Linked DNA regions of Mus musculus: regions 1, 2 and 3 are each linked to region 4. Evidence: chromatin loops called from intact Hi-C (ENCODE). Cell type or tissue: heart. All regions are shown on one strand. Each heading gives the region's core, and the rest is flanking DNA. Links, peaks and the distances in the headings are about the cores only.

Evidence for each region. A loop is a pair of places that touch in the nucleus more often than their neighbours do. Peaks named below come from ENCODE experiments on the same cell type or tissue, not always from the same donor. Only the 100,000 strongest peaks of a DNase experiment are listed, where the experiment ranks them.
Region 1: it touches region 4 in a loop (2.7-fold over the local background); 8 of 42 quality-filtered maps call a loop at or near these places.
Region 2: it touches region 4 in a loop (6-fold over the local background); 26 of 42 quality-filtered maps call a loop at or near these places.
Region 3: a loop joins it to region 4, with 2.4 times the contacts of the local background. A loop is called at or near these places in 9 of 42 quality-filtered maps.

Annotation. Positions count from the first base shown.
Region 1 is chr1:152,227,777-152,236,116 of GRCm38, reverse strand. Gm36920 (a long non-coding RNA gene) reads left to right here. Exons shown (of 8, transcript XR_001779484.1): 5 at 3,608-3,727. Among named protein-coding and RNA genes, the nearest start is that of Gm36920, 58 kb to the left of the region's middle. In heart, for the core only: a CTCF peak has its summit at 3,994 (motif pointing left); no DNase peak of the experiment used is centred there.
Region 2 is chr1:151,818,360-151,823,359 of GRCm38, reverse strand. Edem3 (ER degradation enhancer, mannosidase alpha-like 3) reads right to left here. Exons shown (of 20, transcript NM_001039644.2): 20 at 1,032-5,000. The coding sequence ends at 4,647. Among named protein-coding and RNA genes, the nearest start is that of Edem3, 65 kb to the right of the region's middle. In heart, for the core only: a CTCF peak has its summit at 2,719 (motif pointing left); no DNase peak of the experiment used is centred there.
Region 3 is chr1:152,081,079-152,089,418 of GRCm38, reverse strand. All of the region lies in intron 1 of 1700025G04Rik (RIKEN cDNA 1700025G04 gene), which reads left to right. Among named protein-coding and RNA genes, the nearest start is that of 1700025G04Rik, 5.1 kb to the left of the region's middle. In heart, for the core only: a CTCF peak has its summit at 4,285; a DNase peak (open chromatin) is centred at 4,268; H3K4me3 peaks cover 777 bases; H3K27ac peaks cover 614 bases.
Region 4 is chr1:152,365,143-152,373,482 of GRCm38, reverse strand. It overlaps Tsen15 (tRNA splicing endonuclease subunit 15), which reads left to right. Exons shown (of 5, transcript NM_025677.3): 4 at 1,588-1,729; 5 at 2,200-2,748. The coding sequence ends at 2,220. Among named protein-coding and RNA genes, the nearest start is that of Tsen15, 17 kb to the left of the region's middle. In heart, for the core only: a CTCF peak has its summit at 4,093 (motif pointing right); no DNase peak of the experiment used is centred there; H3K4me3 peaks cover 405 bases; H3K27ac peaks cover 1,659 bases.

The DNA of each region.
Region 1 (8,340 bases), core at 1,735-6,734, 140 kb after region 4:
TAGATGATTAAGAAAGGTTAAGTTGTCAGTTCCAGGCCCCCAAAGTGAGAATGTTTTTCTCTGTTCTCCAGATGCAGAGAGCACCTTGTCCTGGGTGATGTGCTGTTGTTCTTAAGGGAGGTCAGACAGGACAGGGTGGCATGAATCATTCCAATCATGTCATTATCACCACCGTAAACACAGAACTGCTTTCCCAAGAAAAGGGAACAATCAGATGTGAGTATAAAAGGCAATGGAGTCCAGTTTGTCTACGACATTCTGAACAGAGACCATCAGGGCCAATCTCATTTTGGTGCTAGAGACTAGAAGGTGGAGTCCTGGCTATTTACATTGTTCTTTGTAACTTTTCCTAACCTGAGGATGTATAATAAGGAGAAATGAAGCAGATTTAAGCATAGAGAAATTTGGATCACTGGGGGGCGGGGGTTAATCACGGTGAAATCCATTAGGCTGTGTAATAGTCTCCCAAGGGTGATGATATAAACCTCCTAGCTGTAGTCATTTGAATTTAGACTGAGTCCTGAGCCAGTGAGCAGCCCCCAGGGAACAATTCTGTGTGGGGGAGGGGCTGAGTAAGGTGATAGGCCAGATTACTCACAGATCTATCCCAACTTAATTTCTAGGACCGTGGGATCCTAATTAAAATGAACTATATTGCCTATTATGAGCCTACCACATTAATATTCTGTAAGGTCCCCAGGCAAATCCTGTGGGGGTAGTTTTTCCTTCATTTTGTAGAGCAAGGGTCCACAGGCCACATGTAAGCATGTAGCTGTTGTTCATACACTGACTTCTTGCACTGGACAGTACTTATATTAAAGAATTCAGCTTGAACTCACATTTCATTCAGAGTAACCCAATGGGATAAGACGCACACTGGATATCCTTTGAGATGTGGATGTGGCAGTAAGTACCTGGCAAATACCACAATGGGAAAGCTCCCCTCTGTGAAGACAATTGCCACCGTGTAACACGTAGGCCTACAATGTGCTTTCTCATACACCGTCCCTTTGATAATGTCAACTGATACCTGGAGAAATCTTAGAAGAGGTCCCACATTCAGAGACCTGTCTAGTTCTCCGCCAATAAATAGTAATCTCTCCTCCATACCTGCTCTATAAATGCCCTCTATTGAGGATGCTCAGACAGGGCCACTTCAGGCTGCCTAGGCTTCAAGGTGCCTCCAGATGAGGTCTGGTGGATGACACTGAAGATTCCATTTGCCTGGGTGGCATTCCATGTGGATGGACACATCTATCTGGTAAGCTGTTTTTATTAGTTTGCTCCTGTCCTGGGGTTTCCTCCCAAATGTCCTCACACAACAGCAAGAAATCTCTATCATGCAGCAGAGAATGTCAAGTTCTCCCTGGTTTAAATTTATAAACTGTATTCTAATTAGTCCGTGGGGAGTTTCCATGGAAATTGGAGTCATCGCTGTGTAACAGGACAAGATTCGGGCATTGGTGAGACAGGGTGCCTGGAAAAAAAAATCCCTGTTCCTTCGAGACCAACTGGTGTCACATCTCAGTGACATTGTTCCTAGCTCCACAGAAAGCCCTCTAAGATCTCACCCCAGTCTCTAATATTTCTAATAAGTGACTAAGTGTGCACCCTACAGGAATGGAGTGTCATTCATTTCCCAGGAGTACAGCTCAGCTCCCGATGTAGAAAGCACTGAATTAAAAAACAAACAAAACAAAAAACTGTTCAAGGGGTGCGAGCAGTAGTTCTCAACCTGTGGCTAGTGCCTCCCTTGAGGAGTGGCAATGACCCTTCCACAGGGGTCACATGCCAAATATCCTGCACATCAGATATTTACATCATGGTGTATAACAGTAGCAAAATTATAGATATGAAGTAGTAGCAAAAATAATTTCATGGATGAGGCTCACCACAGTGTGAGGAGCTAGCTCCATTAAAGGGTCACAGCACTGGGAAGGTTGGGAATCACTGGGTCTAGGGGAATGGCTCAGTTCATAAGATGCTTACTCTGCAAACATGAGGCCCCAAGACTGGATCCCCAGTGTCTGCATAAAATCGAGGTGCAGGAACACGAGCTTAGAACCCTAGAACTGGGTGGGGGAAGAGACAGGTGCATCCCTGGAGCCCACTGGCCACCCACTCTAGATGATCAGTGACCTACAAGGTCAGTGAGAAATACTATCTCAAAAAATAAAAATAAAAAAATAAAAAAAGATAGAGCGGGCTGAGAAAGACACCTGATTTCAACCTGTGGTCTTAAACACACACATGCACACCCATGTAAACATACACACACACACACACACACACACACACACACGCACACACACACACACCAGCCATCCCAAAGATTAAACACTAGAGCAATAACAAAAAGTATTCAAGACAGTATCCTGAACTTGAACCACACAACTTGGAACAACTTTTCTCTCCTCTCAATATGGAAGGTTATGTGTTCTTGGGTTCAACAGATGCAAAGTAAAAGGGCTTACAAGACAACACTGCAAGTTGTGGTGTAGATTTTGAGCTACAGTCTTTTTTATTATTATTATTAGATATTTTCTTTACTTACATTTCTAATGCTCTCCCGAAAGTTCCCTCTACCCTCCCCCGCCCTGCTCCCCCACCCACCCACTCCCATTTCTTGGCCCTGGCATTCCCCTGTACTGAGGCATATAAAGTTTACAAGACCAAGGGGCCTCTCTTCCCAATGATGGCCGACTAGGCCATCTTCTGCTACATATGCAACTAGAGACATGAGCTCTGTGTGTGTGGGGGGGTACTGGTTAGTTCATATTGTTGTTCCACTTATAGGGTTGCAGACCCCTTCAGCTCCTTGGGTACTTTCTCTAGCTCCTCCATTGGGGGCCCTGTGTTCCATCCTATAGATGACTGTGAGCATCCACTTCTCTATTTGCCAGGTACTGGCATAGCCTCACTCAAGACAGCTATATCAGGGTCCTTTCAGCAAAACCTTGCTGGCGTATGCAATAGTGTCTGGGTTTGGTGGCTGATTATGGGATGTATCCCCAGGTGGGGTAGTCTCTGGATGGTCTATCCTTTTGTCTTATTGAGCTGCAATCTTAATTGGGTTTCTGCACTAGGCCAGCTTTTTCTATGCTTTGAGCCTTTCGAGGTTACACCATCTCCGACCCTAGTTCCTGGGCACTAAACCAACTGGCAAGATAGACACCAGAAATAAGTGAGAGTTCAGAGATGTTCAAAGCTGATACTTCTGCAGAAATGAGTCCAAGGATGAGTGATGTCATTTTTGATGATAAAATGGATGTAAGAACATGACATTGTTTGTTGTTTCCGATGAGAATTTGACTTCTGTTACTTCAGAATACGATCAGAATTTTTCTTGAACTCCATGGAGATGTCTCAACTCTTCATTGATCTATTTTAGAGATAATAAGTGTTCATAGAGTGGCCATGAAGGGGGCTTGAGTGGGATCTTGACTTAGCCGGGCCATCGAGCACTCATTCGTGGGAACATGTACACAGAATGAGCCATTTACAACCTAGCCTTGCTTACAGCCAAGGGGGGAAGATGGGTTTTGGTTTTCTCAACAGTTCTGAGTCACCTCTCCCAGGTCCTCTCACCTCATGGTCCTCCTGACAGGCCAGTCGTCTCAGCAGTCTGACGGTCTCATGAGGAGACACTAGGGACACCGGCCAAGAGGATTATGTGATGGAAAAAGGAGGTCCACAGGAGAAGGAAGCAAGAAGAACCAGCCCTGAGGTACTGCCTGTTTTCCCTTAGTCTGTGGGAGAGCACATGGACAGACTCTCCCAGAGGATTCTCTGGCCCCTCCGGCTTGTCCCCTAATCCTTCCATCATCTCCTCTCTCAACTGTATGGAAACTGGAACCAGAAAGCAACTTCTGACTTTTTACATCATGCTTTTAATTCCACTTGAGTTTTTGGTTTCTGATGAAAGGGCTCATCTTTGGCACAGAAATTCCTCCCATCATGCTCTATTGTCTTAGACGTCCTCTGCTGGCCATGAGCAGTTATGCAACAGTTGCTGAGCACTCCAGCAGGGGCTGTTAATTTGCCCTATTAAATTTTTCATCCTTATTTCTTTACAAATAAAACAGAACTGTTTCTGGTGCTGTTTTACTGTGTCGGAACTTTCCAAGGCAACATCAAAATTCCACGTGCCGCCCAATGACTGGAGTCTTGGCACACCTCCTCCAGCATCCCACACCAGCCAGTTGAAATAAAGACAGCTGAGACAGTGATGAACCACCACTGTTTGGAGCGGACGGGTGTGGAGTCTGTAGACTGGAGGAGTTCTATTAAAGCATCATTTCTCAAACTTGGCATTGTCAGCATCTCCGGCCAGATAACGCCATACTGTGTAAGTCCGCCACAGCACCACGAGGGACAGAATTCGCAGTCTGTGCTCTCTCCCCTCCTGAAATAAGCAGCACCCCCTCGCCCCCCTCCCTGCAAGCTAGCCATCCTTACAGAAAACCAAAGGATCTTTTCTAAACACTCCCATGGGGAGGGGCATTACTCAGTTTGAAAACCACCACGTTGGGGGTGCAGAAGCTGCTCTTGAAGCTACCCAGGCTTTAGAAAATGCACTCTAACTTATGTTGAAGATTGACAGTCAGCTGGTGGGTGTGTCCAGTGGGTTGGCAGAAAGTCTCACCGAGAGCTGTTCTCCCAAGGACTGTCAGTGATCCTTCCGGTTTCAGTCACCTGCCATGCACTGGTCTGTCCTGCATCCCTCTTCCTAATCCCTGAGCTTCAAGTCCCCAGCCTCACACTCTCATCCCACTGTCTCTTTTTCTTCAGATTGTTAAACAAAACAAAACAAAACAACTCTCATGCAATGATGCTTTTCTCATTTCTACATCTTCGCGACAATTCCTCTGTGTTATAATAACTGTGTTATGACTTGAATGTAAAATGTCCCCCTTATATTGGCATGCTTAAATTTTGGATCATAAGCTGGTGGTCCTGCTTGAGAGCTTGTGATAACTTTGGGGCAGGAGGCACAGCTGGAAGAGATGGGTGATTAGGAATTGGCCTGTGAGGGTCATATCCTGGCTTCTCTTCCACCTCTCTAGCCCTCATGCCTTCTGTGTACTTGCTGAAATTGTGATTCAATACACACACACACACACACACACACACACACACACACACACACACACACACACAGAGAGAGAGAGAGAGAGAGAGAGAGAGAGAGAGAGAAGAACTAACACTAACTGTAATCAATTCTCAAGGAGAGAGGTGGAAGAGACTTCTATTCCCATAACACCCTGGGCTTGCCTCCCACGGCATGTCTCTACTCCTTTTCTATTCTCCTTAGTGAACACCTTTAAATGTGTGTATAATGTGACTCTAGTGTTGAGGAAGAAGTAACCACAGTGAACTCTTGGCAGAGGCTTGGTTGCACAAATATCCTTGAACATGGAAAACAGTTCTTCGTTTAAGCTCAGTACGGATCTGACATCTTGAACAAAGAGTTAGGGACTGAAGTCATCTCAACTTCTTGTTTCTATTCCCCCCAAACAGGGTGACTGTGACGTGGCTCCACTCACTGGAAGTTGTTGCTCAGCTTTCAGGACTTGCCAGGCTTGTGGCCTGGGCTTGTGACCCTGTGCATACCCCAGCAAAGAAAGCCTGACCTCTGGCACTAGGTTGACACTGTACACACCATCACTCCCACAGCCCTTGCTGCAGGTTAATGACACATACACCATGGCATCATCGTATCTCAGGCAGGATTAAGAGGGTTTTGATGGTGACCTCTTTAGACAATCCTCTAAAGGTAAGGTCGTATGAGTCAGAAAGCACCAGACAATATTATTTTCTCTGTGTGCCAGTTTCACCATACTGTGAGACTCTGCTCGCCTTTATCATTTAGAAGCAGATAAGCCTTCCTCCTACCGCACCATCACAGCCACAAACCATCTTCATTGCCAGATTTCGTGAACCTTCCTGTGTGTATCAGCTGGCTGGAAAGTCTATGCTCTGGGGTAAGCTGAAGGTCACCTACCTTCCTTATGTGTACTCAGAAGATAGGGAGAGCCACCTGGTAGCTAGCTGGCTGACAGAACCCAGCCTTTAAAATGAAGAGGGGACTACCTCATCTTCCTGACACATCACATCTCTTTATTGCTGCTGAACTGTCCACTGGGGCATGCCACAGTCTAGATGGCATGTGAAAAACAAAAGACTCACTTGTCATCTGTCTCTCTCCCTATGGAGAGACGGCCCCAAATTCTGCCACTGGAGCACTGAGGCGCTGTCATAGTGTAATCAGGGGCAGCATATGTTGTCTTTCTGAGACAGGGGCCATCTAGCTGAAGCAGCTGCCCAGGAAAAAAAAAAGAAAGAGTATAAACAGAGGTTCAGGCTGGCCTCAAAACCTGGAATAAGATCATTCTATCTGCCTCAGCCACACCCTCCTGGTCCTAAATCATGCTTCCTGAGCCTGGGCTGACAGCCGCACTTTCTGTTCTGCAGCTCTAGAGGTGACATGGGTACAGAACTCTGGAAACTCAATGGTGGTTCTTCAGGGTTCCATTGAGGTCACTTCAGGGCAGACGGTTAATTCCTTGCACTTCTTCCAGGAAGCATTTGGAATCCTCTCTCTCCACAGAAACCCGGGTGGGACTGAAGGAGACCGAGGGTATCCTCCACGTGGAGGGCACAAGTATACAACACGAGGATCTCATGGTAATGGGGGCAGCATCTAGAAATGCTGCTAAGGGAGGGGACATGCCACAGTCCCCCCACCCCCCATATCCCTACACCACTGTCTGCTCTCCTCTGCAGACATGGCTTTCTGCCACAGTTCAGAGGAGGAAACAACCCAGGCCAGGGATAGAAGTCCAAAGACTGGATTGCTGTCTACTGCTTACTGGCTGTGTAGCTTTGGGTAAATTCATTTGTTCTAATGAACCCCGGTCCCTCCCTGACAGTCCGCATCTTTTCTGTGGGGCAGCATCCAGTGAATGTGCTAAAGCACAGCACACTAGGCAGATATGAGTGGGGTAACTACATGTTTGACGTCTATATCCAGCTTTGTCAGCTCTACCCTGTACGTCCCAAGCCGAATTTAGTAGATGCCGAGTCATTAGGGACCCCCCAGTCACCACACCCAGAATTACCATCATTCCGCAGGTTCGCTGCCTTGTGTCTGTCGTGTCTGTCAGGTGTCCACCGTGTGAAGAGGTGATCCATTATCTGCTAGACTTTCACTAAAAGCATAAAGTATTTTTTTATGACCTTGGCAGGGTATGTGGCAGGGGGAAGGGTGATATAAGAGCAGACTAGATATCATCCTGGCCCTGAAGAATGTACTATCTGGAAACTAGGAAAGAGGAAGAAACACTGCTCCGTTGGGCAAGTAGCTCACAATCTTTCAGAAATTCCATTTCTTTCTGGGGCTAAGTATTATGAAAGCTTATTTTTGAATTCTCAAAGCTCTGGATCCAAGTGTTAATTTTCTTCACAATAGAGATGAGGTACAATCACATGTCCCCATCTCTAATTATTAGGTCAGGGGAACTGCCTCCTTTCTCCAGAGTCTCCTCTTCTTTGCATCTAGAATAGAGACAGTCCATCTTCCTTGCCATGGTGGTTTGAATAGGAATGGCTCCCATAGAGTCATGTGTCTAAATGCTTAGCCCATAGGCAGTGGCACTGTTAGAAGGTGTGGCCTTGCTGGAGTAGGTGTGTCCTTGTCAGATGAAGTGTGTCACTGTGGGGGCGGGCTTCGGGGTCTCTTATATGCTCAAGCTATCTCCAGTCTAGAGCATCATCTCATACTGCTGCCTGTGGAGCAGAATATAGAACTCTCAGCTCTTTTCCAGCCCCATGTCTGCCTGCACAAAGCCATGCTTCCTACCATGATGATAATGGACAGAGCCTCTGGAACTGTAAGCCAGACCCAATTAAATATTTTCCTTTGTAAGAGTTGCTGAGGACGTAGTGTCTCTTCACAGCAATGAAACCCTAACTAAGATGCTCGCACTGCCTATAATGCCACCAAGTAGTCCCTCAGCTTTGTCCTTCCCAGGCCCCCATTTGTATCTCCTGAAACCAGTATCCTGCAACTCAGGGTGGAGCTATATTCCTGATCTTCTGATTCAGTGTGGCTCTGTGATTGTACTTTCTCCCTATTGAAGGTATTTTTTACTTTGAGAGATGCTAAAGATCAATACAAGGTTTATGAGCCAGTTCAGGGCACTAGTGGACCCATTGCCAGATGAGCTACCCAGCCTCCTTGTGCTGGGTGATGAGCCTCTCGGTCTTCATCAGAAGGAAGCACAGTATGCATGTGGGAATCAGCACAAATGAACAGCGGCCAGAGGAGAACGAGCTCAG
Region 2 (5,000 bases), core at 1-5,000, 550 kb after region 4:
GTATGTGGCCCTAAAGAGCACCACAGGATTTCTAAAAGAACCTTAACCTGGGCTAGCATTCTTTTATAGATCAAGAGTCTTCCAGAGGTCCATCAATGGCATTCCCTTTGAAGAGAGCAGACAGTATTTAATTAGCCCAACACAAGCTCATGGCTAACAAGTTAGTTCTAATAAGTAAGTACCCATGCTTTAATAGCAGGTAGGTAGGTACTCTTCTCCATTAACCTTTAAAGAACTCAGCCTCTAAGTAGATGGGCCTCTGAAGTTTCCTTTTGCTCGCCTCACAGTCTAACAGTGATACTTTCATTGTCCTGGAAGGGTGGGGCATAGTGAGGCTGGACTAATTGCCCAGACAACCCCAGAACAGACACTATCACTCATATTCTTCAGTCTCAGATGGGAGACATGCAAAGCAGGGAGGGAGTGTGGCTGAGTGAAGGTTAGCAGAAACTGGGGGTGAAGCAGGGCTGAGGAAGAGGGTGACTCACTGGAAGGAGCTCAGGTTTACCTCTGGAATTAAACCAGAGCTCCCGTCCACTGCCCAGTCACTTAATTTGGTACTTTGACTAAGATGCCTGGAACTTGTTCAAGCCTTAAAATTGATAATGATCACATGGTCTTTAATGTTATCTGCTCAGAGTCCTTGGGATAGCAGAGTTCAGAGCCACTGAAACACAATGGCTTCTTGGGAATGAAGAGCAAAGGGCCAAGGCTAGTGCACTGCTTTTAATGAGGTGTGCCACCCCTACCCTCCCACCACCATAGGCTCTGGCATGTAAATATTTGATTCCCAGTTGGTGACACTATTTGGGGAGGTTTAGAGGCATGGCCTTGCTTCTGCCACTACAGTTTGCTGTTTCCTGCTTCTGGTTCTAGATGTGTGCTCTCCGATCTTGTGCCACCTCGTCTGATGGCTGCCACTCCCTGCCATGATGATGATGGGCTCTGACCCTTGGGGACCATAAACCCAAAGCTGCTTTTGGTCATGGCTTTCAACACAGGAATAGAAAAGGACTAATGAACCTACTTTTGATGATAATATTAAAAGAGGGCAAGTAATTTTATTAAGTATAAGTAAATTCAGACACAAATGTTACCAACAATGACAGAGAATTATTACTTTTTTTAAACTGTAGTTTGTACGAGGTACTATTTGAGTTTTAGAACTGATGCTTGCATGGGTTTCTATACCACAAAACACCTGCAAATTCATTGCCCTGGGGTAAAGAGAGACAAAAGGAAAACAGAGACACCAAATTCTAGATATTTGTACAATGATTCTAAAAATTTGAAATTTAAAACTAGACCAGAATATTTACATGTTTTATTAAATTTACAATCAGTAATATAATCAAATACACAATTATATACAAGGATTATATACATTTTGCCCAGACTTTTACATCACAGTACATAGTTTCCATTAGAAATATTGTATACATTTATCACCAAACAACAAAACCCAACGACAGTAGTGTTACAGCACCTGTTAGTACAGACAGCTTTTTCATAAATTACATCATAAGAAAATATACGGCTGTAAATTGGGCTTTTAAAAATGTCTTTTATAAAATCTGAACATACAATGTTTCATTCACAGAATGTTTTTTTTCTATGTTCTGACTGTAGCCTTGTGCATAAACAACCAGTTGGAGTATTGACTGAATGCTACCCTCCCTCCCCCTAAAGTTGTAAGCACTATTTGAATTACTTAGGCTGAGCTTTCTTATGATGGATCTGGCATGGAGTCTGGTGAGAGAACAAACGCTGGCTTTGTATAAGAAAAGTTAATATGATGGTAATTTAGATCTAAAAGAATTCCCGAGAAAATAATTACATTAGTGAAATTGAAGTCAGAGAGTGCATAATTTTTCACTTAAAAGTATCTAATACTGTAAAGAAAAAGGAAAAGGAAAATTACAAAATAATTTGTTCTAAAACAATTATACTTTTTTTGGAAGCTTATTACATAGGTTAAAGAGAAAAAAGAAAACCTACTTAACAAAATACCCCACCCAAAACATATCTAGTAAATTACTGTTCTTTCACATTTAAATTTTATGGGGAAAATATTGCAAATTAGGGCATATAATTTCAATGGAGTTTTTATGTGAAGAAAAAAAATACCTAATTTTACTTGGTAAACAAGTTTTAAAACTTGAAAAATACCTGAATTAAATACTTGCTCTTAACAGCTAACCTTTAGCTTTCAGGTAATATCCGCACTTGATTCCAGGTTTGTAAACATTATATAAATCTTTCTTAGTCAAACAATTTTATGGCTGTGGTGATCATTTCAGCTCTATTTCTAAGCAGTCAACATTTAACTGAGGTAGACCAGATGTTTCTAAACTCAGGGTCTCAGAAGTCCCTGAATCTTCAGCAAGTAAATAAAATATCTATGAAAGGTTTTTAACAAACATCAACAACAATGAAAAAAAAATTTTTTAAAAATCTATGCTGTTGGAATTTCCTAGTGAACTCAAAAGACTACTTTGTGGCAGGCAGTATGTCAAATACAAAAATGGATGGAGACTCAGTTAGAATGTTGTGTTCTGACGCTGAACGTATTCCTCTTTTCTTAAGTAGGGGGAACTGAGTATTATTCCTTCTAGTTAGTAAGTAAAATGTCTTAAATTTATTTCTTTAAAGGATTTGGTTTTCCTAAACAAATCAATAGGTGCCTTAATGAAGGGCAACAGCTCCTCCTAGTGGCCAAAGGAATGTAAGTGGCAGTCGCTGGCTTTTCCTAATGTGCCATGGGCTCCCCTTCATGCCCTTAAGTTCTCAAAGGAAAAAAATATGCGGCTTTGATAACTTAGCAGAGTTTGATTTAGTCAACAATGGCTTTGAGCTACAAATACAAAATCAATCCATAGAAGGCTTCTGTAATCAAAGTCGCCAAGGAACATCTGTTCCCTTCCTCCAAGCCCCAGTCCTAGAAATCAAGTCAAGTAATTAAGCGTCAGCTATTTTGGCAGCTTTGCAATGAAATAAAACGAAGCACATCTCCCCTTCTGTATACTCTATGTATTACGGTTCTATCTTCTCACACCAAACTTCCCATGCAGAGAGACTAAAATACCCATGTTTGCTGTCAGGTTTAACTACGAGTTAATGAAGGCCTTGCCATGCTACCCCGGCCCCAAGGAATTCTCTAAGATTCATCACTCACTGACCAATCATTTATTTGGACCTTTTGAAAACAGGTATTTATTCCCTTATAAAAGGGCACGCTTACCTGGGACCTAAGACATGAACTTACACAACTACAGCACAGCACTGCTGTCATTCATGGCTCCATAGATAACCTAAGTCATTCAGTACCTCAAAACCACGTTGTAGAGAAAAGTTACTGTGTAATGCCATGGTAAAAAGGAATGAAGTCCCTCAAATATTCCTTTAGAAGCAATTAAAACAAGTTCAAAAATAAATAAAATGAATAAAACCATGATTTCAATGTAGAAGTATCAATAAGCAAAACCAAAAATAATTAAATGTGACCAGCTCCAGACTGCCACACACACCCCCAAAAAATCTTTTTCTTTTACTTATATGGCTATATAGTTTTTACACAGGTCACCAGAGACTAATTTTCAAGTCCACATTAGAAGGAAGGAGTATTTGTTAAAACAAAACAAAACAAACCTAAACCCATGATTTAACAGAAAATGTGACAGACTCCAGCTTCAAAGGAGAAAGACAGTAGTCACCCCGGGACTACAGTCTACTACCATGGTTTCTCATGGCTCTATAAGATAGGGAGATGGAGCAGGGCTTGGAGACGAGCCTTCCATCTCAAACTGCATACTAAAATGGATGGAGTAAGGCTGATGGTTAGAGGAACCACCTTAAGAGAAATGAACTAGAAAAGACTTCCAATCTACCCCACCAGGACCTAATGCTGAGTTCCATCTAGAGTAGTCATAGCTTCCCCCAACGGGAAGTTGATATTGCAACATTACAGTTTCTCCTTCTCTATTTACCCCGAGCAGTAAGCAACAAATTTCCACACTATCTACCGGACCCTCTCCATGGCCCCGTAGTAGGTCTTTACGGAGACCTATGGGAAAAGTACACTGGGCTCAGCTTTGGTTAAATGCTAAGGTCATTGTTGGGAGAGGAAAAGAAATCAAGTCGTCCTGGCCATTTGTCACTGATTGAAGCATGTAACAGCGATGCGCAGAAACTGTCATTGCCGTAAATGCATCTGCTTCAGAACCCGTAGGTCACTTAGAGAGTTCCTGTGAAGGCAGCAAAGCCGAGATGCCACAATACTCGCTCAAATCTTCCCCAAGCCCAAGGCAGTGAAGCTTTCTTCAATCAGAAAGCGACACTGACTCTGTTCCCAGGTTCCATTAGCTGAATTTGCTTCTTGTCTACCCAGGAGTGGGCAGTCATCTTTCCCTGGCCAGGGATACCGCCATCTGAGGGCTTGTGAGTCTCCACTTTGGATGGGGCAGTTTCAGTGGTCAGCTCTAACACAGCGTGCTCCAGGTTCCTATGGTGGCTACTTACCCCAGTCAGAACGCGCTTGAGCAATGCTCAGAGCCTCCCAGGAGAGCCTGCTTGGTACAGGGTGGGTGTCACAAACCACAGTTTACCTCTTCCTTTTAAATATCTACCACCAGAGTCTTTCCAGAGAGTCATAGTTCATCCTTCTCCATCATTTCAAATGCTTCTATGTCTTCATTCCAGTCTGCTAATATGGAGTCTATAGGCTGGGCCTTTGTACCCCAGCTGACATTAGGACTGGAATCTTCCTCAGTTTCTGATTGTTCTTGAACTTGGTTATCTAAGTCTGTACATTCACCATCAAGGCTTGTAGTCTCGTGGTTTTCGGTGGACCCAGATATCTGTTCAGAGGGGGCAAAGCCAGCAGCCTCTTCACTGTCCGATGGAGACGCCTCTGAGTGAGAATCTGCAGGGTGTTCAGGGCTCTCCTTATCAGCCAAGTCGACTGTCTGAGAAAGCGAGAGCATCTGCTCTGCGCTCTGATT
Region 3 (8,340 bases), core at 1,797-6,796, 280 kb after region 4:
GGTGGCTTGTTTTCTGTACATCTGCTTGTCTTCCTGGGTGTATTTATTATTCGTGCCCTTGCGCGGCAGCCGGAGGGTGCTTGGTTGTATTACATGAGCAGATTCCTTTCCACCTCTGCAGGCAGTTCGAGAAGTGCCGCGGCGGCTGGGCTGCCTTTGCTGCTTAATGTCCTTCCCTATCATCCGCCCTGCCCCCTCCCTCCAGAGAGAGATATTTTTTATACCCCTCTGTCATGTGTGTGTGGGAGAAGTCCTTAGGCCGAAGAGCTTTCATCGCCCATTCATTCCTCTTGCGAAGGCTCTGAATGGCTCAGGCATGTTGATAACATTTGGGGGGTGCCTATCTTTGCCTGTGGAGTTGCTTGGCCCAAGATAAAAATATACACACCCAAACACGCAGTAATCTTGAGGGAGCAAGCACAGTTTGAGAGGGAAGTGATTTGTTTCCAGTCGGAAGCTGACAACCTAGGAGATACCTTCATCGCCTGTGAGTTCGGAAGAGTGTTTTAAAATAGAGCTTATGCTCTGTGTGGCTGGAAGACAGCCATAAGTTCAGTTGCTCTGCAGCTCTGAAAGTGATACACCCTGACCAACCAGAACCTCAGTGAAGCTCCTCTGTGAAGCTCCTCTGACTCAGACATTGGGAGGGGGCCGCTTGGCCACAGATCCCCTGAACTTTTTTTTTTTTTTAATTTCTCTTTTAGACGTGTGAGGAGCTGACAAGCTCATTACACAAACGGTTATAAGAAACACCTTCCAATTCAAGGCGATGCTGTTCACATTCTACCTAATGAGAATAACCTTTGAGTTTGGTGGAACTGGGATGTACCAGGAGGAAGCAAACATGGGTGGGCCTGGACTACTTCAGTTCCGATGGGGGGGGGGGAAGGAAGATTAGGTGATATTTAAGAAGGGTCTGTTAAGTCCAAGATGCAGAGTTTGGGGGTTTCTACACCCCCACCCCCACCTTTGTACTTATGGAGCAGAGTTATATGGTTAACTGAGTATGTGCAGTGTTTTTAGCAATCCAATTGATGGGATTTGGAAATTCATCTGGACTCCATCATCTGTTTTTGTCCCCCTACTTAACAAGTAGGAAGGGTCCCTGGGATGGAACAGCCCGGCACATTTAAAGCCATTAAATGCTGGCACTAGTACTTCCGAGATCAGGCGCTCAGCGTTCTAGTGGGTGGTACTGTGCGAGCTAGGTTTCAAGCACAGAAACACAAGTGCTCTGGACCCCTTAGATGGGAGGATGTCTCAAGAGGGCTGAGGTGCCTCTGGCCTTTAGCTTGCAGCTCACTTGGAATATAAACTCTCTTTACACCCCATCAAATTTGGAACATAGACCCCACTTGCCCTCCCTCCACTGACTGTGTGGTTGGTAGAGAGAATCCACATCCTTCAGCAGGGAGAAGTTCATTCTAGAAGGATCCCAGCTTCTTCTTAGCTTCTTCCTTTTTCAGGGTTAAAAGTTTCCACTCCAAGTTGAAAAAAAAAAAAACTGACAATTTTGTTTTCTTGTTACCTCTTCCCCAGCCTACCTCCCTTAATCATTTTGTATGGATCTCTTGGACAGTGATAGGGCACTGTACAAACTGTTTTAATGAGATCCTATCTTAAAGGAGGTGGACAAAGTTTTTGAGGATAACACCTGAGGCTCTTGTGTTCTCTCTCTCTCAAAAGGAGAGACTTAAATGTCTCAAGGAGTCACAGATGCGATGAAGAGCATCCCCATTCAGGGGTGCTGTGTGACTGATTGACATGTGGTACTGAGGATGAAGATGGTTCACACCTTGTACCATGTCCAGGCTGGAGGCATTTTTTAGTATTGTGTTGGGTTGGCATTGAGCAAGCTCTGCTCAACGTTGTATCTGAAAAATGGCTTGCTCTCGGCTCTTGTGTGGCCACTTCTACTGCATATTCCTTATCAGAGAAGTTGTCAAAAGCTGTGCCCCTGTGCTTCCCTTAAGTCCAAAGAATGCAGGAGACGTTTATACGGAGGAACCTAAGTGTGTCAATAGCCATGTAAACACCTTTAGTGACAGGCATGTTTAAATAAAAAGGTAAGGGGGATTTCCTATCCTTCAAAGTTTTCTTCAGGTACTACTTTGAAGATGGCTCAAAGGGGAGCCTTTGGTAATTCTGGCTGGACACTGACAGAAGACTGTGGGTTAATGCCCAGCTCATGCTATCTTATAATACAATGCCTTGCTTTCTCCTTTGGGTTGTTAGAATTGAGTCTAAAGGGGGCGTGGCATCGCTTTGTGTGTCAGGAATGTAATTTTCCTCCTGCTGTGTGGCTGATGTCTCAGGCTGTGGGTAGTGGTTTAAACTGTTTAATTCCACCTCTCCTCATGGCTAAACTCTTGAAACCTAAACTCAGCAGAGTTTTGGGTTTGAGGCTGTGCATGGGAATGAACGGGGGTCTTTCAGCAAGCCTTCTGAGCAGCACCCTGCCCATTGTCAGCCAGAGGAGAGACTTGGCACATTTGCTCTTACAATGCAATTTAATGTGAAAGTGGTTTTTATGTAAAAGTTGATTTGCCTCTAACTCTTCAGGATCGTATTGACTGTGTAAAGCGACCCCAACATCTCGTAAGTAAGGACTCACTCTGATAATGGAGGGGCTAGACTCGGTTTCATGAAAAAGCACAGCACTTCAAAAATACTATTTTGGAAATGATTATAGGATAGGCTGCACCCCACCGTGCATGGAGGGCTATGAGAGATGATACAGGTATGAAGACCCCACACAGTGTTCATGGTGAGTGTTCAGGGCGTCTCTGATCCTCCTTTGCTTTTAATTTATAGTATATTCGTGTGTACTGGAACACATGTACATATGTATGCAGAGGGCAGAGGGCACCTTGCAGGAGTTTTCTTCCTTCACCTTGTGGGTCCTGGGGGTCAGACTCAGGTTGTCAGTCTTGGTAGCTGGCACCCTTATCTGATGAGCCACGTCACTGACCCAAGTAGAAATAATTTTATGTTACTAATATGTTTTTAGTAAGTACATTTATTTTAAGCTATGTCATGGTGCTTTGAGCTTCACTCCATAGTGTGGGGGGAGTAAATCGTATTTAGATAGGTTCTTGATAAATTCTGAAAAGCAGATTGCAACAGACAGTACGCGCACACACACACACACACACACATATACACACACACACACACACACACGCACACGCCTTTTGTGCAAGAAGAACTGCAATAGTAAAACTGCATTTAAAAAAACAGTGACAGTTTTGACTTTTAGGGCTCATAATTCAAGAGCCTATCTGAAGTGGTGTGTAAATTATACGCATACATATTTTTAATGTATGCAGTCATTTAGCCTGACTGTCTCAGCTCTGAAGTTTAATTTTATAAGTTACAGTTGCAGTAAGAAACAACGTAACATGCTGCGGTTATGCAATTATGATGGGGGTGTTTGGGGGTAAACTGGGATAGGATAAACATGGAGACGCAGCATAGCAGTGTCTGCAGTTGCCAGGTACTAATACAAGCCCTGACTTTCCTACAAATGTGTCACTGGAAGACTGTATTTCCTTGGTCGTAAGTTGTGCTGTGCCTTACACTTGGGAAGGAGTGCAGCTTTCCCAGCCTGAATTCAAGCCACTGACCAAGCTCTGGGAAGGCAGGGCTGTCTTGCTTGTCTCAGAAACCCCTATGGCAGCTGGCACGGCGGACTACTTTGCACTTGGAAGTCACTCAAATAGTGATCAAACTGAAGGAATTAACTTAATTAGTTAAGGTCTGTAATGTGTTTAAGACCTTGGAGAAATACATTAGATGCAGACATAGTTTTTAATAAATCTGTGCGCTAGTTTATTAAGAGCAGTGTCTGATGCCTCAGGGTGGGGTTTTTGAAACATACAGGATGCTCCATTAGGTTATCAGTAATATGGTAGAGACAAGATGCTCCCTTAAATTATCTCAACCCTTGAGTTAGGGCCATCTTGATTTGGAATAGCCATGCTTTCCGTAGCTGATAAACCCTTCTCTCCTGCCACCTCATCATTTGTCTGAGTGGCTCAGCCAATACCAATACCTCTTGCCATCTCTTAGGGTGTTCTTTACATGTTTATAGTCATGGACTTTCGACTGCAGTGGTAGCAGTCCGGGGTTTCCATGCTGGCGTCTCTCTGGTGGCGAGATCCTGGGAGAGAGAGCTCTGGCATTCCCAACTCCCAGTTTATTAGGTTCACAGCTGCTTCCTCCAAAATAACCTGGAAAAAAAGCAACGTGGAGCCCTGCCCAGTTCAGTGAGCTCACTGCTGCTCCCAGCATCCTGTGGCTCTCTCAGAAATCTGTCCTCTTAGGCTGGCCTTACTTACCTCCAGTTTCTCTGCCAAGTATTCCTTTCGTTTCCTATCCTTCCTGGAGCTTTTCCATGCTTTCCTGGCCCCCTTCCCCAGATGTTCACCCACAGCCTCTCTGGCTTCTCTTCCCACTACTGTATTTATACCTGCGAGACACTGGGTTTCTTTGAGAACCGGCTGCCCTATTATCTTAACCACATCTCCCGAGCCACTTTCTCTGTGTTCCTCCCACCTACCTTCCAACGGCGGGACTTCCTGCTTCCAACCAGGCTCCTCCCCTCTGCCCTCGGGCGCCTGAGTCCTGCTCTACCCAACACCTCCTTACTCCTCCCACTCCCCCTACCCCCAATCAAGCCTCAGATCTTCCAGTACATACCTGCCTCTGCCTGTTTCACAGCCTTCTACCATCACAACAGATGTGTTTACAGCACTCGTGAACTGACAGTCAGACGCTCCATACCTCACAGGATAGATGGAATGAGAAGCACTCATTCCATCTCCAAGTTCCAAAAGTTCAGGAACTTTTGGACTTGGTTTTCACTTACCGATTCCACAGGGCGGTTGTTGATTTTGAAAACCTGCTAGGCCGTTTAGAAGTACTTAGAGCATCGCACTTCTTTGCTTCACTCTGAGGTTCCATCCTCTGCTGGATAGTAGCAAACGGAGCTACCCTGATGACGACTGTTGATTTTAAGAAAACTGACCAACAGATCTTGGGAAGCATTCTACAGCTTTCCATAAGCGCCCCAGTCAAAGGGTTTATCACGCAGCAGAATCTCCTTGCTAATCCCAGGTCGAACGGTTTCATTTCATGTTCTTTACCTCGCCTTCTCCTTTAGTTAAATAAATATTGCTATAACCCGAGCCATGTCCCCATCCCCGCTATTTTTTGTTATTTTACAGTTCTCTATGAGAGTGTGATAAGCACCTGAGACACATTTATGCCAAGCGGAGGGATCTGTAGCAAAGAGCTACATTGCTGATGTCACCTCTAAATCTGTAGGCTACTGCGTGGAAACATCTTGTCAGAGGCTTACGGACTAGAACCTGGCAAATGTCATAGAGCTCAATGGTAGGGCGCTTTTCTCGCAGGTCGGAGGTCATAGGTTTGATTCTCAGCTCCAGGAAAAAAAAAAAAAAAAGCCAAACTTGTATAAGCCATTGAACTGTTTGTTCAGGGACCGGCCATTTTAGAAAATTGGACTTGAGAAACAGCTTAGACACTGGTTGTGCATCAGGGGGACTGGGTTTAAGTAAAGTGTTTTCTCTCCGATGGCTCTCTGTTTTATTTGATGGTGGCAGATATAGCGGTGGTTTGAGTTCATCATCAAACGCATACATTCCACTTCCCTTGGTGACTTACGGCCTTTCCTGCCTAAGAAATACATTGTTTCCCCTGCAAAGGAGGGGCAGTTTTTCATACCCGTTCTCAGTAGGTGGTAAGTGAAGTGGGTCTCATAACAGCCCAAGAGGCGCTATGCACATCACAGCCGCTCCTGACAGCTTCTCTCTGAACTCTGGTGCTGTGAAGGAGAAGGACTGCATTCATTGTCTCCAGTGTGGTAAAGGTCTTGGGGTCACATGACTTCTCATAAGAAGATCTGTAGGATCTAGGTAAAGTGAGGCAGACCTGGTTCCTGTGTGCCAAGAGGTGACGTCAGTTCTGCCTGCAAGCTCTGTGGAAAGCAGTGTTCCTAGGATAGTCATGTAGCAACTCCTAGGATTAGAAGGTTGTGAGGGACGAGGCAGCATCTACCTCGTTAGATGCCGTGATGGAGGAATTCACCATCTAGGAATCTCTGGGGGCTGCAGAGCATCTCCTGAAAATCCAGTGTTCAGTTTTCTATGTTAGGGACCTAGGACTCTCTAAGACAGCTTCTCCAGAACATATCTGCTTACCTTTGTGACCTTCTCAGGCTGTCTGTGGGATGGCTTCACTCTTGCTGTTTCTCCTGAGACTAAAGAAACCCTTTCTCAAGTCTGAGTTCAGATCCTTCATGCGCCAAGGAACTGCTTCAGCTGTAAGACTAGTTTGTTCTCTACCTTCCATGTATTCCTCAAGCACATTTGTTATTCTTTCTTTTGGTTTTTAGGTTAGATACTTTTCTTTTCAGTATAGCGAATGGAACCTAAGATGTTACACTGGGCAAGCCCACCTACCACTGAGCTATATCCCCTGTCCATCATTTATGTACTTTCTTAGTCCCAGCTAAATAAATGCTCCTCTGTCCTGCCCACTGAGCCAGAAAAAATTGATTGTGTTGTGTAAGTAGCTGTTGGTTGATTGACAGCTAATAATTGATTTGAGGCTTGGATATTTTTTTTTTTAATGAAAATGGTGCTCCCATTTAAAATTCTCTTTAAATGAGGAAGTCTAGTCTGCACTGTGAAAGATAGTGTTGTTGTTGGCCAAGGTTAAGGTGCTAATCTTTATTATTTGCTCCAATAATTTATTGAGCAAACATTTGCCTTTGTTGGTGGTTCTCTGTGTCATCTCTGTGCCTGGCACTGAGAAGATGCTGGAGATACAGAGAGCAAAAGGCCTGGCCCTGGCTTTGTGTAGGTCCCAGTCGAGCCGGGGGAATTGTTATATGAACACATGGTCTGTGGTGAATACACAAAGGTGCTTTGGAAGCTGAGATAAGAAAGCACTTGAGCTGGGAGACAGGCCTACAGGACACCCATTTTCCTTGGGAACAATCCTGGTTTGCGCTTACTGCCTCACAGGACCCTCAGGAAGTCTCAGGTTGGACACCTAAATGCGGTTTGATAGGTTTTTATTTTTTTCTCATTCTGTGCATTCCTGGACTCTTAGCCTGGCATTTTAGGACAAACAGGTCTGGAAGGAGGGAGATGAAGCAGGCCGCTGCAGGCAGAAGAGTCTCTGGTATTGAGAAGGCACGTGGACACGGCTCTTCTTGGCAGCTCTTGCCTGGGAATGGAGAACTAGATGCTGAGGCTCATGAATTGTGTGGAGTTTGCTGTAGAGTTTGGGCTTTTACTCAGCATCTGAGCAGTGGGAGTCACTGGAAGTGGGAAGATGCTTATTTTCTGCATGGTCTTTTCTGGAGTGTAGAGAGGAGACTAAAGGGGGTCAAAGCAGAGCGAGCAGCCTTTTCTGTTAATGCTAGCCCAGACAGTGATGCCGAGGCAGAGAGGTTAGGGATTTAAAACAAACAAAACAAACAGAATTGTGGGAAAAACGATGAAAGATAACTGCTAATATTTTCTGAATGGATCACATTGAAGAAAAAAGTTACCAAGTCAGTTTAAAATACACGTTTTAGCTTTGTCTGTTCTCTTAAATGGAGAGGTCTAATAGGTAGCTGACCTTCTATCCTGGCTTTCAGAAGAGAGTTCGGGATAGAATAACAGGTTTGCTCTCAGCTCAGTCATCATGTCTTAGGGAATCATTTTGCAATTTCCATGACAAGGTTAAATCCCTCTATTCTACCTCCTTACTGTACCATGAGACTCCTCTTCTCCTTTGTTTATCACCCCAGTGTCACAATTACGTGCTCATTTTTTTGGGTGACTTTTGGATTAACATTAATACTACACCCCAACCCAAGGTTAAAAAGCACATGAGGGCAAGATTGTATCTCTTTGATCCTTCTCTATTAAAAATAATCCTATCAAATCGAGAGGAGAAACAGCACTGTTTGGTGAGTGTGTGTGTGTGTGTGTGTGTGTGTGTGTGTGCGCGCGCGCGTATGTATGAATGAAATGTGGTAGATATTATTGTGATTTGGTATGAGACTGCCCTGGGAAAGTATCCAGGAAAAATGCAGAACATTGAGTTCTGGGAAACTCCAGCCTTTATCTTTACTGTGATAGAAAGGACAGAGGAGAAAGTTGCAAAATAGAGGGTCTCAAAGAGGCAAGCAAAGTAGGCAAGAGAGGTGTCTGTGAGATGGGGGTGGGGGGCGGGGGAAGGGGGAGAGAAAAGATTGAGCAGTGGTGTTGTTCAGAATTCTTGCATGAAGAAGTAAAATAATACTGATCAACTTTACTC
Region 4 (8,340 bases), core at 1,282-6,281:
CCCTTCCTCCTCCTTCCTCCCTCTTCCTCCTTCCCTTCCCTCCCTTCCTTTCCTTTTCTTTTTTGTCTCTGTCCTGATCTCACCATAGTTTGCCAGTTAAGCATATGTCTTAGTCAGGGTTTCTATTCCTGCACAAACATCATGACCAAGAAGCAAGTTGGGGGGGGAAAGGGTTTATTCAGCTTACATTTCCACATTGCTGTTCATCACTGAAAGAAGTCAGGACTGGAACTCAAGCAGGTCAGGAAGCAGGAGCTGATGCAGAGGCCATGGAGGGATGTTATTTACTGGCTTCCTTCCCCTGGCTTGCTCAGCCTGCTCTCTTATAGAACCAAGACTACAAGCCCAGAGATGATCCCACCCACAAGGACCTTTCCCCCTTGATCACTAATTGAGAAAATGCCTTACAGTTGGATCTTATGGAGGCATTTTCTCAACTGAAGCTCCTTTGTCTGTGATAACTCCAGCTGTGTCAAGTTGACACAAAACTAGCCAGTACAGCATACTTAGAGAAATTTACTTTCAGCGTGTCCATTACAGGGTTTATGGGCATTGACTAGGCTCTGTGTATGTTGTATACTGAGGAAGAAGCAGTGCGAGCGGCTAAGAGCAGTGTTGCTCTTGCAGAAGCCTCTGGTTTTATGCCCGGCACCTATATGGCAGCTGGCTGGTAACTGCAGTTCCAGAGGCTCCAACACCCTCTTCTGTGGGCGCCGCACACACGTGAGAGATAGATATGTATAGGCAAAACACTCACATACAGAAATAATTTTTAACGAGCAATATTTGACAATTTAAACAAATAAGGGGAGAATGGAATTAACTTTTGAGTGAGGAAATGATGCCAGAGAATAGTGTGAATAAAGGAATATCAGAAGTCTTGAGAATGTTAACATAAAAGACTCTAATGTGGCTTCCTCTGATTGACTTGGGACAGACAAACCAAAAACAGGCCTTACAACAACAGGAGCACCGCTGGGCCAGTGGGTAACCAATGGGGAGTTACATAGTCAAGGCAGTGGTTATAAACCCCATGGAAAAGCAAGAGGCGCGTTTGTTACAGTCAGTTCATTACTTTTCAGATATTTTGAGTTAGGGTCTCACTGTGTAAGCCCTGGCTGACCAGGAACTCTGTAAACTAGTCTTCTCTCTAATTTCCTGTGACTCTCCTGCCTCAGTCTCCCAGGCTGGGAGTACAGGTGTCTTCCATCACAACAGCCCTCTAATCTGTTTAAAATAATAGACCCAAGTGTCACTTTGTTTCAGTAAGTAACCAAGTTGGAAAACAGGAAAATTAACATCTATGGTCCTCAGCCAATTAGATACACAGAACACTGTAGTTGTAGTTGTTGTTGTTTTATAGGTTTCAGACTCAGCTAACCCGGAGAGAGTGAAAAGGCAGTATGTAGGCCTTTCTTAGGGTGTCTGTGTGAGAGGACAGCTTCAGATGTTCCCATTTGAGCCTACAGACATGGCCTTAGCATTTTGGATGCCATGTCCTACCTTTCCCTCAAGAACTTATACTGTTTGGTCTTACTGTTAATTGAGTAACCATGAGTCTCAAACAAACTTTGTCTTCATTTTCAGGATAAGGGAAATCTTGAAGGCGTCTAGAAAGTTGCAAGGCGATCCAGAACTGCCGATGTCTTTTACTTTGGCCATAGTGGAGTCAGATTCCACAATAGTCTATTATAAACTTACCGATGGATTTATGCTGCCAGACCCTCAGGTCAGTTTTGAAGTGATTCACAGGAAACAGTAATGGGAGAGAGAGGCGTGGCCTGACCCCAAGTGTGGATCAGGCTTCTACTTCTTTTGCCATGTGAGAAATTCAAGGCAAAAAAGGCTTGGTTTTTATTCCTCAGATAAGAAAAGGCCGCTTTTTCCTAGCTGTTTTTTGAAGAAATAATTTAATTTTCCTGTTCTGTGAAGAATATCCCATTTTTCCAGAGCATTTTGTGCAGTCATGCATCTAAGTAGCTGGAGTGAAATGCAAAGGCCAGTAACGGCTGTAGTCAGTTGCTTACTGAGAAAACCCTGAGTTAACGTTCTGTCCCTAACATTTTAGTACATGTCTGGTATTTGCTTGCTCAGCATTTGTCCACCTAAGTGTGATAGTTACATTAAATATCTTTATAATTTTAGTCTTGCATGTGCTGTCTATTAGTTGCACTCTGACCTTCTTCCTCTGTGTTGCAGAATATTTCTCTTAGAAGATGACATCTGCCCTTCTTGGTGCTGACTTCAGTTCTGAAAGATTGGATGTGAGGCTCCTCAGCGAGCTGCTCGTCTTTTATCTCAGAGGTAGTCAGGGCTGACTTAGCTAGTCCCAACCCATAAACTTCCTTTCAGAATAAAGCCTTCTCCGATGGAAGCACTATATTGCTTGCAAATATAGTTAGCCTAGAACTTTCTTATCAGAGACAGTACAGTTGCATGCGGGTTTACACCAAGGATACGTGCAGAGTTGTGGAGCCTGGCAGTGCCTCTGCCATCCCACGTAGTCGATAGACAGGTATCAGTGAGTGGTACGGAGAAAACGCTACAGCAAGAAAACGGACACAAGAGCATTAACGTGGTCATGGGTGTGAATGACACGCCAGGCTATGAAAGTGACAATCAGATTACTGATAGTGGTCTCAGTAGGATGGCAGGCAGCAAGTGGATGCCTTTGTCCTTCTCCACATTTCATTTGTCATTTGTATTACTTTTATAATAAAACGGTTTAAAATAAAAAATATCTTGAAATCTGTCGTAATCATCCATCATTGCATGCTAAAGGTAGCAGTGTAGCCAGCCTTATAACAGCACTTTTATGATCTGGGCTGCTGTCTCACTGAGGTGCCACTGAGATGCGCTTCCTCTCTCAGCCTGTTGTTGCCTGTGGCAGCTTCCTGTGTCTGTGATGCACTCCGCCTCTCAGGGTTTGGTAGAGGCCGCATTCTGTGCCTTGTCAAATGGGCTATCCCAGCACAACTGGTTGCTTTCTCAAAGCCAAGAGAGTCAGCAGGTTGGACCTACTGTCTCATGTCACAGGTCTCCCGTCTCTTTTGCCTTGTTCCTCAATTAGAAGTAAGTCACAGTTTCCACCTACACCAGATCTCATGGCTCATTAGGAAGTAGTAGTGAAAGGAATGGGAAAAAACAAAAAAACAAAACAAAACAACAACAAAAAAAACCTAACCAGACAAAAGCTGGAAGTAGTATGCGGAGTGTAACAGGCTTTTCTTGGTCTGTACTTGACCTGCGCTTTCTTGACCATGCCCGAGACCCACTTTTTCTTGATGAAAGACTTTCACAACTTCAGATTCCCTTTGCTGCCCCAGAAGGCTTGAAGAACGTGTTTCTGCCACTCCAGTGTGGCAGTTCCAGATCCAAGAGTCATAAGGTATAACTTCTAACCTTAATTCCTACTGGGTCGTATTGGACTGCATGTAAGGAATTCTTTCGTTTTGGTGCTGGAGAAAGCAATCTACATTTCATACAGAAACGTGTAGCTTAAAAAGGTCAGAAACAGCCGGGTGTGGTGGCGCACGCCTTTAATCCCAGCACTCGGAAGGCAGAAAGAAAGCAGGTGGATTTCTGAGTTCGAGGCCAGCCTGGTCTACAGAGTGAGTTCCAGGACAGTCAGGGCTACACAGAGAAACCCTGTCTTGAAAAACCAAAACCAAAACCAAAACAAAACAACATAAAAAGGTGAGATCACTGAGTCAGAGCTAGGTAACAAGACCAAAATGGCCTTTTAGGTCTAAGGCCGGCACTCAGTTTCATTGTGCAGTTTGGATTGTTGATTTCAGAATGCTCTGTGGCTTAAAGCTGTTCTGCCAGAGCCAGCTAGATGCCTGCTAATGTGAGCAATGCCCCGACAGTCTGAAGGGAGGAAAGGGAAGCATCTCATCTCAGTGAAACAACTCGGTGAAGTGGCCTGTTTAACTTTGTAACTGAGTTTACCTAAGACCTTTCCATTAGATAGCAAGAGTCCTGAAGAACAGAACGGGAAACCATGTTCTTTTAAAAACACACCAAAGCATGCTGTATGTAGACTTGGGTCTTAGGACAGTGCCTTGCTTTTTGCCTGGAGTCCACATGGACAGCAGAGGGTGCTGTAGACTAAGCGCATCTCCAGACTGCAGGCTCCAATTAGCTTGTGGTTTTTCTTGAGAAGAGTTCTCGAATTGTTTCAATCTGTGGGAAGTGGTATAAATAAAAGTACAAATAAGGGTGCCCACACCCCCTCTTTCTGACAGACCTTTAAAATTACACACTACCGGCATTAAATATGGGAGTTGAGTCAGGCTTTGCTTAAAATGTAAATCTATATTTAAAAGCAAAAGCCTGTTGGGGGAAGGGGTGAATAGGAGAGACTTTTTTCCCCCCTCAATCCATATGCATTTCATTTTTGCTTGCAAAAGCCTGATTTATTCAGTGAGATTCAGGATTAGTTAACTAGCACACAGTGCCTAAGCTCAACGTGAATCGCTGCTGTATTCCATTTAAGCTTGCTTCCTTCTTTCCAGTTGGAAGGAGAGGAAAAGACTGTGGGATTTCTCTCTGCCTGCTCTCCCCCGAGTTCCTGGTTGTTGTGCCCTCTGCTGGGAAGGCTCAGGGCAGCGTGAAGTCACCCAGGTCCAATAGCTCCTGACTGATTTCTTTTGTTCTCCTGCCTGGATGGCTTTAGAAGACTCTCTCCACACCTTAGGACTGCTGTAGAGAACATGGGCGCAGAGACACTTGTGAATTCAAAGATTCCAGCAGAGGAGCAAGCGTGTAACAGCGTTCTCATGTAATCTGTATTCGTTGACTGGACCATCTTTACAGTTTTATAAGCCTAGAACCAAACAACTTAAAGCTTTACTCGAGGTCTCATCTCTTGTTCAGAGAGCATTTCTGTGCTGAATTCCTCTGTGAGGTCACTTTTTCCATTGCTATCCCAGCAGGAAGCCACTTTCCTACTGCTGTGCGGTGCTTCTTGCCAAGGCATACAGAGCTCCTGTCAGGAGAGGGTTATCTGGCAGCTATATGTTTACCTTAATCCCTTACAGAATAATGCGCTGTCCTCTGGGCCGCTAATCATTCGCTTCATCTTCTTTCTGGCCAGTAACTGCTGTTTCTCACCACTGGCCTCTTCTGCAGTGTGACCTGCTTAATGGCCTTTGAATAACAACTCTGTGTGCTCACAAATGGCCAAAGGTGGGAAGGTCATCTGTCAGTGGGGTTATTATAATGTCCAGCTGTATTGTTTGATGACTCCGAGAAACTTTCCCTCAATAAAATCAATATCTAAAGACTGACATTTGTTTTAGGGCTACTGAGTAGAGACAAGATTTTGTTAAAATTTGTCCATTTATTAATGTACCAGATATTCATGTCTTAATCACTACACTACTGTAGGTCAGGTAGCTTAGAAGTAGAAGTTTATTTTCTCATAGTTGTAGGATCTAGAGGTTTCTGATCAAGACTTCTGATCAGCTGACTTGGCTCAAGGCTCTTTTTCTTCCAGCTCTGTCTCTCATGGCCTTCCCTTGCTTTCTACAGAGACAAAATGCCCTGGAATTTCTCCTTCTTCTTACAATGGCACAGCCTGGTTACTGGGGCCCTCATAACCTCATATCCCACTGATACCTTCCCAAAACTCCACTCATTTCTAAATCCAATCACACTGGGGCCTCACCATGTCAATTTGAGGTGAAGAGGTTGGTTACAGTCGTCAGCAACTGCTTCTTAACATGTGCTTAGATAATGTGTGGACACAGTGCTGGGTGAGATGTGACCCGTGCCCTCAACAAACTCAGATTGCAGTTGTCAGATTGCAGATGGATGCTGGCAATGTGAACTGAAGAATTCTTGTCACACAGCACATAGAGCATTGGTTGCAGTTTTCTTGGGGGTAGGGGGCGGGGCTCAACAGCTTCTGATGAGCTTCCAAACACTCATTGTATGGACGCCATTTATTTTTCCCTCAAAAACATACATTAGAGGAACTACAAAGAAAAATGGGACATGCATGTCTCAAGGAGTTTACTGCCCGCTAGAAAGGAGGACAATCTACGCAGGAAGCCGACTGAGAGCCCAACAATGGAGGGTGGCGTGGACAGTTTGAATGGTAAGTGTGCTGTGCTGTGCTCACTGTGTCTCTCAGCCCTTGTCCTGAGTCCCATAATAAAGATGATGCTATTTAGTTATAATTACTATTAAGCTGTCCTCTGAAGTTGGAGAAAACGTAGCACCTTAGTAGTTAAGTAAAGGCTTCCTGTGGTAGCAAGTGATGGGGTGGGTCATTTGGGCATGAGCCTGTCTCTCAATACCTGCCTCACTTTTCAGACTACTATGTGGCTTCTCTCCTCAGTGATGCACAGGAACATATTAGTGTCTGCCAAAGCACCTTTGGGAGGAAAGATGGTCCAGGAGAGAGGGAGGGAGGGAGGGAGGGAGGGAGGGAGGGAGGGAGGGAGGGAGGGAGGGAGGGAGGGAGGGAGGGAGGGAGGGAGGGAGGGAGGGAGGGAGGGGATGACTTAAGCATCAATCACATTGCCCTCTCATCCTCTTGAGCTATGTGGAGATAACTCTGAAAATGGTATTTATGGCACTGTACTTACAGTTTTATTTCAGAGAATGAACACATTCATGTCCAAGTTTAAGGCACTGTTAAAATTGAAGAGTAAGCCAACAGCTTAGAAAAGTCTCCACTCATTGGAACTGGAGCCTGTGTGGGCAGGGGAGCCTGGAGGCATTGAACTGATCCTACCTGGTCATCCCCTTATCTGCTGGCCGTGGCTCACAATCATTCTGTGCTTCTGCGTCCTACTCTTGAAGTTATGATCAGTGTCATCTGACAAATATTTCTGTAGAACCCTCCTGGATAATACAGTACTGTATATAAATTTTTGGAGAGCAGGTCTACATATTTTCTGATTATTCTCAACATTCAATCAATTGGATGTAAGAGGCAATGAATGTTCACTCCAAGAGGCTGCACTTGGTTTTTGGAGACCAGCAGCCATTTGCAGTAGCATGTATTGAGAGTTCAGAGGAGCAATATGAGAGCCTAGGCCCAGCAATCTCCCAAGCCATGTCTTAGGATGGGTAGAGCATGAGACAGCAGCCACCAGTGACTTCACTTAACAAATGATGGCTTTACTGCTATCCCATGTCCCCACCCTATGTGTCTGCACCCACATTGCACCTTGGCTGGGAATCCCTTCTCTGGGAAGTCTGCTGATAGAATAGAATCTCCTCCTCCTGGAATACATCAGTTCCGGTGATGAGGAGGACAGTACTGACATGTCACACACTGCAGTTTACTGCTGCTGTCACTCCAGCCTGCATTTTACTACCAAAATCGAGTTAGGTGGCAGAGCGTGATCAGCTTAACTAAAGGGAAGTGAAATTCTACAGTGTTCCTGGACTGGGAGGAGAGACCTATAGGTGTGGATTAGAGAGGAGAGAGCATCGAGGTGTATTTAACTGACTGACTGTGGAGACTGGAGCTGCCGTTGCAGTGGGGAAGTAACAAGAGGGCATCGCAGGGAGTAAAGGCACTAAGATCCCCTCAAGTGGAAAGCAGACTGCTCTAGGCAAATGCAGAGGAAAGACAAGGTAGGGCAACACTGTTCCCCATTCCTCTGTCAGGTTTGATCTGTATGAATTAGGAGCTTTTGGTCCTTGGGAGGGTTTCTTGTGATGTATCATGGGCTTGTTACATACTGCTACCCTGAGCTTTTGCTTCCTAAGAGTGAAGTGAAAAAGCCGGCGCCTGCATTGCTGCATTGCAGAAGAGCAGCAGACTCTGAAGGCAGCTGGTTACTGGTGAGTGCATGGGTGAGGAGCCTGGTGCCCACCTTCTAGGATGGATAATCACCTATGCGGGACTTGAACCTGCAGTGTTTATTTGTAGAGACTCAGCGGGCTTTAGGGACCCATTGGCATGGGATGGGGGAAAGACTTGGGGTTTCTCATCAGCCACATTGACATCAGCTGAATGGAACAAATTCCTTGAGTGTCCTCTCCACATACAGCACCCTGGTTCCTCCCAGCCCCTACCCCCACCACACACACACACACACACACACACACACACACACACGCACGCACGCACGCACGCACGCACGCACGCACACACACACACACACACACACACACACACACACAAGTGTTCATATCTAGGTCTCTCAGCTTTTCTCTTGGGCTCCTAGGAAATACTTGGCTTTGCCCTTAACTCCATGGTTATCTGGGGGAACTTTCAAGCCATTTGCTATCCAGATAATTTTGTCAGGTAGATGTTCTTCGCTGGCACCACAAACCATGGACCAGGAGCCCAAGAAGCCTTGTCTGTGGTGGTAT